Regions from separate parts of the Homo sapiens genome. Here region 2 is linked to region 1. A link is a contact called in ENCODE Hi-C or POLR2A ChIA-PET data. All regions are on one chromosome and are shown on one strand. Each heading gives the region's core, a stretch centred on a gene start or an enhancer-like site at or near the end of the contact. The rest is flanking DNA. Distances are from core to core; before and after follow the strand shown.

Evidence for each region. Hi-C counts contacts between places; a loop is a spot of excess contacts on that map. ChIA-PET counts read pairs that join two places held with the same protein, here RNA polymerase II (POLR2A). Pooled maps may share reads with other maps.
Region 2: a pooled map shows a loop between it and region 1 (7-fold over the local background). The contact joins the promoter of SLCO4A1-AS2 here to the promoter of NELFCD in region 1. A Hi-C loop is called at or near these places in 1 of 168 maps with a recorded cell type or tissue (vagina) and 1 of 50 pooled maps. POLR2A ChIA-PET finds 5 or more read pairs at or near these places in 1 of 52 experiments (activated naive CD8-positive, alpha-beta T cell).

The regions. Positions count from the first base shown.
Region 1 is chr20:58,979,761-58,982,834 of GRCh38, reverse strand. It overlaps NELFCD (negative elongation factor complex member C/D), which reads right to left and starts at 1,579. Exons shown (of 15, transcript NM_198976.4): 1 at 1,466-1,579. The coding sequence starts at 1,525. RefSeq lists an enhancer at 821-1,321 and a silencer at 1,244-1,723.
Region 2 is chr20:62,650,750-62,653,823 of GRCh38, reverse strand. SLCO4A1-AS2 (SLCO4A1 antisense RNA 2) reads left to right here and starts at 1,638. Exons shown (of 2, transcript NR_183965.1): 1 at 1,638-2,014; 2 at 2,316-3,074. All of the region lies in intron 1 of SLCO4A1 (solute carrier organic anion transporter family member 4A1), which reads right to left. RefSeq lists enhancers at 1,157-1,346, 2,127-2,216, 2,227-2,526 and silencers at 1,527-1,656, 1,767-1,946.

The DNA of each region.
Region 1 (3,074 bases), core at 330-2,829:
GTCTGACTCTATCCACTCCACCCTAAGCCTCCAACACTGTGAAATGATCCAACATGCAAATCTACTCGTGTCACTCCCTGCCCCAAACTCCTGAACAAGCCATACCATTCAGCAGCTCTCCAAGGATCTTCAGAACCTGCTCCCTACTGACCTCCTGCCACTGCTTCCACCAGGCAGCTAACATCACAGGGCTTCTTTCAGTTCCAGAAACACATCGCCCGCCTTGGCATTTTAGACCATGGCTCCGAAGCCGCCATCACACCACCACCCATGTTTATCAACGTAAGCCCCACTTCATCCTTTATTCCCTTATAATACCACTTCAAAATGCACCAGACATCCCCAATCTTGATTGTTGTTAAAAATGCAAGTTCCTGGGCCACGAGCAGTGGCTCACGCCTGTAATCCCAGTACTTTGGGAGGCAGAGGTGGGTGGATCACCTGAGGTCAAGAGTTTGAGACCAGCCTGGCCAACAAGGTGAAACCCCCTCTCTACTCAAAATTTTAAAAATTAGCTGGGCATGGTGGTGGGTGCCTGTAATCCCAGCTATTCGGGAGGCTGAGGCAGGAGAATCGCTTGAATCCGAGAGGCAGACGTTGCAGTGAGCCGCGATGGCGCCATTACACTCCAGCCTGGGCAACAAGAGCGAAACTCCACCACAAAAAAAAAAAAAAAAAAAAAAAAAAAAAAAAATGCAAGTTCCCAGGCTCCCGTCCAGACCAACTGTTGGGCCGTCTCCAGGGGAGGGACGTGAGAAGCTACATTTCAATCATGCGCCTCAGTTGGGTCTTTAGAGTAAGGTGGGGACACACTGTCCAGACTAGAGCTACCTGCCCTGGCTCTGCAGTCCCTGTCCTCAGGGTGGAACAGTGATCCCTCCTGGGCTTCCACCCCAAACCCTGGAAGGTCAAGGCCCGAAAATCCTTTCCATCAGTTTGCCCAAAAACAGATGAAATCAGCCCAAGGTGCTGAAGAGTACAGTTTATAAAACAGTAAAGCACATGTAGGAATGCCCTAAGTTCTACTTTTTCCTCATGATGCTGCTGTGAAGTTTTTCCACTTTATTTTTGTTTAAAAGTCTGTGAGCTCCGGACCCAACCCTCCACCTTAGCGTTGGTGTCCCGCCCGCCGCGGGGGTCGCAGGGCCGGCGCCGGGCCTGGCCGGAGCGAGGGGGTACTGGGGGCCTCGGGCCGCCCCGCGCCAGAGCCTCCGGCGCCTCACCCCCACCCCAAGGTCCTGCAGGCGAGGAGGCGGGGACCCCGGCGGCCGCGCCGCGGGACCCCGGGCGGGCGGGGGCGGGGCGGGCTGTGCTTGAACCACACGGTGACCGCGCGGGCCGTGCGCGCGCACACCCCCCGCACGCCCGCAGCCTCGCGCCGCGCGGCCTCTCCGGGAGTGGGGCCGGCCCGCCGGCGGCGGAGACGAACGATTCTCTCTAGGGTGCGCCCAGTGCCCCGCCTCACCTGGCCGCCGTCAGCCTCGTCGCCCCACTCGGCCGCGCTCCCGTAGTAGTCCTCGTCCATGATGGCGCCCGGCACGGCCCCCGCCATGCCCTCCCGCGAGCGAGCGCGGCGCATGCGCGAGGCGGGGACGGGCGGGCGGGCGCACGCGCGGCCGCGCGCCTCGGCCCGGGCGGGAGGCGGGGCCTGGAAGAAGGGGCGGGGCCTGGAGGAAGGGCAGGGCCGCGGGCTCGGCACTGGGAACAAAGGGGACCGGCGGAAGGAACGCCCCCAGTCGATCCCGGAGCGATGCCCGGGTGGACCAGGGGCTTAGCTCCGGAGAGAGGTTTCCCACTGGATTCGTGCACAGCCCCTCCCCTGCGGCGCCGGCTCTGCGAGCCCCAGTTTCCTCATCTGGCAGCTGGAAACAAATCCTTCCGGAAGTGTCCAGGACCCACGAAAGTGTTTTAATTTCTTTTAGTTTTGGTAAAAAGTACTAAACGCGACCGGGCGTGGGGGCTCACGCCTGTAATCCCAGCACTTTGGGAGACCGAGGCTGACGGATCACTTGAGGTCAGGAGTTCGAGGCCAGTCTGGCCAACATGGTGAAACCCCGTCTCTGCTCAAAATACAAAAATTAGCCGGGCGTGGTGGCATGCGCCTGTAATCCCAGGTACTCGGGTGACTGAGGCAGGAGAATCGCTTGAACCCGGGAGGCGGAGGTTGCAGTGAGCCAAGATCGCACCATTGCACTCCAGCCTGAGCGACAGAGCGAGACCCTATCTCAAATAAATAAATACATACATAAAAAGGGCAGGGCACGGTGGCTCACGCCTGTAATCCCAACACTTTGGGAGGCCGAGGCGGGCGGATCACCTGAGGTCAGGAGTTCGAGACCAGCCTGGTCAACATGGTAAAACCCCTTCTCTACTAATAACACAAAAATTAGCTGGGCATGGTGGCGGGCGCCTGTAGTCTCAGCTACTCAAGAGGCTGAGTCACGAGAACCGCTTGAACCCAGGAGGTGGAGGTTGCAGTGAGCCAAGATCACACCACCGCACTCCAGCCTAGGCAACAGAGTGAAACTGTGTCAAAAAAAAAAAAAAAAAGAAAAAGAAAAAGAAAGAAAGAAGAAAGAAAGAAAAGAAAAGAAAAAAGAAAAGAGAAGAAAAAGTACTGAATGCAGTGGAAAGTAGCATTTTTAATTTTTTATAAAGTGGAAGATAGGCCCACAAAGCAAAAGTGCCCAGAGCTGACAAAAATCTCTGGAGAAAGGACCTCTCTGGTCGTTGCCAAAGGGAGCAGCTGACGCTGTTGTAAAGCCCGCAGCTCGATTCCCAGCGTGAAGTAGGGGGTGAGAATATGACAGCCTCCTGATGATCACGGAAAGGTTTTTGTTTGGTTGTTGTGTTTTTGTTTTGTTTTAATTTTAGATTCGGTGCGTGTGCAGGTTTGTTACATTGGTATATTGCGTGATGCTTCTAATCCTTTCGGCAACTTTTTCAGCCTTTACCCCCCTCCACACCTTCTGCCTTTTGGAATACCCCATGTCTGTTGTTCCCATCTTTGTGTCCAAATCACAGAAAATTTTAAACAGGGAGATTAACGCCATAAAATCTGGATGCTTTGAAAG
Region 2 (3,074 bases), core at 389-2,888, 3.7 Mb before region 1:
TATGAGTGAGAACATGCAGTGTTTGGCTGGGAATAAACTATTTTTTAAGCCCTTTGGTGTGTGGTCATTTCTTACAGCAGCCCCCACGGAGGCAAACAGGTGTCACATATGCCCCCGAATTTGGGAGATGACAGAGGCCTGAGGAGGGCCCAGAGAGATGACCTTGGGGTTGAGGCAGAGTTAGAGCTTAACAGACACACTAACTCTAAGGTCAGCGTGGCGGGTGGGAGCGGAGGCGCAGCCGGTGATCCGCCATGGGGCTGCGAGGGGACACAGGGGCCTCAGTGAGAACCAGCCCCGGGACAGGCCTATGCTGACAGACACTACAGCATTTGGGGATGACAAATTGCTGGCTTTTTTTGTTTTGTTTTGTTTTTTAATAAAGGGGCAACTTCATCTGTGAAGGCAGATAAACCGGGCCCAGCATGGTCAGGCCGGGAGCAGGCCATGGGATCTCCCCCAGGTCCAGGCAAGGCTTGTTTTACGTCTGGAGAGATCTGGCGGTACCAGCACCCCTTCCCCAAGGCCACAGGGATCTCAGGATTGAGCCCCCAAAGCTGGGCTCTGGGTCCTCCCGCCACGTCCTCTGCCGAGGCGCGGTCCCCACAGGGCTCCTCTGTGGAATCGGAGGTCTCGCCCTCTCAGCGAATGGATGCCTCAGCCCCAGGCTCCTTGGGACGAAGGCGGGCAGCTGCTGTGAAGAATCCCGCTGGGTGGCAGGGTGCTAACACCCGCTGTGCACACTGAGCACCAGCTGTGTACCAGGCACCGTCCCAGGCCTCACAGTAGGGGAAGAAGGCCCAGGGGGGTCAGTCATTTGCTCGAGGCCACACAGCCCGCCGGTGGCAATGAGGATGCAGCCCCCGCAGTCTGGCCCCAGAGCCAAGCGTCTGCGTCACAGCTGCCTTCTGACACCTACTGAAAGAGCCGTGCACGCTCGTGTGGCACTCACGTGCAGCCGCTGTTGACCTTGGACACTGCCGGGAGGCTGTTTGAGGCCGTATTTGGAGGCCTCGGACAGCAGAGATTCCACAGCATTCATGCCTGGGGCCTGCTCCCTGGGTGCCCGCGGCCACACCCGGGGGTTTATTTACAATGCCAACACCTATCCACGAGCTGGCAGGCCAGGCTGGTTTGGGACCTGCTGCGTCAGAAAGGGAGTGTGCGTGGAAGGAGAGACATTCATATTGTAAGAGCAATGCTCCACGCCTCCCCAAGGGGCAGAGAGCCACCCACGGCCACCCACGAGCCACAGGCTTTCTACTGAAGCGAGCTGTCACAAGGATGACGTCCCAGGAGCATGTGTAACACAAGAACTCGAATGCCAGGAGTCAGCGGAAAAGCCGGAGGAGCAAGAGCCCCGGGGCGGGACTGACGAGGAGGCGCAAGGGCTCCACCGGCCGCCGGCCGCCGAAACAGAAAGCAACCTCAGAGGCCCGGAGGAGGACAGGCCAGGCTCAGAGCCACGCAGACTCCCCAGGCAGCCTGTGGGTGTGTTTCCCTCGCATTGTTTTTCTTAGTGCAGGAACACAGAGCCAAGAACTACCCTGAGGACTGCCTGGAGGTCAAGGTCCACCCACACACACAAACACGTGCACACGCACACACATAAATAGCAGAAACTTGACCTCATTTCCGGGCTGGGCCAGAACATGAAGGGAAGGAGCCTCAACAGGGCCAAGGAACAGCCTGACGCAGGCGGGAGAGTGCTCAGAGGTTCCGCCTAGCTGCACGTGCTGGCACGGGGAGGGGGGCCGAGCGGGGGTGGGGGGTGTGGGGCGGGGCAGGGTGGGGGAGGCGGGGGCAGGGGGAGTGGGTCGGATTCGGCAGCACTTCTGCAAAGGATCTGATGGGGTCCCTGGGATGCTCAATGGTGGGCAAGCCCACGTAAACCATTGCGAACCAAGACGCTGGCTGCCGTGAAACACCCGCTCAACGCCCGGGCACTGGGCTTGCCTCATACAGGCAGTTTGTTCAGCCCTGGCCTCAGGACCAGACGCTGGGGCCAAAGCAGGTAAGGGGGAAGGGGGAGGATCCCGTCTGCATAGCTTTGAGAGGAAGCCAGATTGCTAAGTTTCGTGACCAGCAATGGCCACAGAGAAACAGAAGGACTTCCTTCTTGAAAATGAAAGCCACAACTGAGAAAGAACAGGTAGTTGTAGGTGTCCAAACAGCTCCAAGCTGAAGGCTGTTTTACCTGAATTAAAAGCTCTGACATAAATATGTAAAGCTCAGCCGAAAGTTACCTATTATGCACATTTAAATCAGCAAATTTAAAATCCTCTTTTAAATATCAGCCATGTGGCTTCCGACAGATGCCCATCAGACGGCCGCAGACGATGAGAATTACATGGCACCACTCAGCTCACCAGCTGTGCACCTCCAGGGGCTTCCGTTGGGGCCTCGTTCTGACGTCTTTCTGAGATCCAGCAGCGACCTGGCTTCGGGCCAGCCTCCCTTATCTGAATCTCACGCAAGCAGCATGTGTGTGACAGTACCCATTCCATCTTCATCATGCCCAAGAGTTTCAGCTCCGGGTTCTCTTCTGAAGCTGGAAATCTTCTCTGGGAGGCCGTTTCCCCATTAAAACAGCGGTGTCTAGATTGGAAAGGGGAGGGTGGGCCTTCCATGACTCAGGGCTAAAGGACAACAGGAGCAAACATAAAAGCTGGCTATGATGGGGCGTCTGGCCTGGCTCCTGCCATCCAGGGGACAGATGGGTTGTGGAGTGACGCTGGGCAGGCAACACTCTGGACTCTCAGGGCGATGAGGAGGGTCCCACATTCATGCATTTCCCAAAGGAAGTTTCCAGGATTGTACCAAGACCTCACATGGATACGTCCTAAGCACTGGCATTTACTGAGCGTGCCGTTCTGAGCTGGTGAGCCAGAGGGATGAGAACTCTGCCTGGAGAAGTGGGTGCCCAGCATGTATGTCAAGGCTTGGCCCGGACCTGAGGGAGTCCTTGCTGAACGTGCGGTGCAGGACTTACATTTCAGGGCTAACGTTTGCCACGAAAACCAGCCCAACGTGGGACATGAAAGCATCTTAGCCGCAGCAGCCGAGTCCAGCAA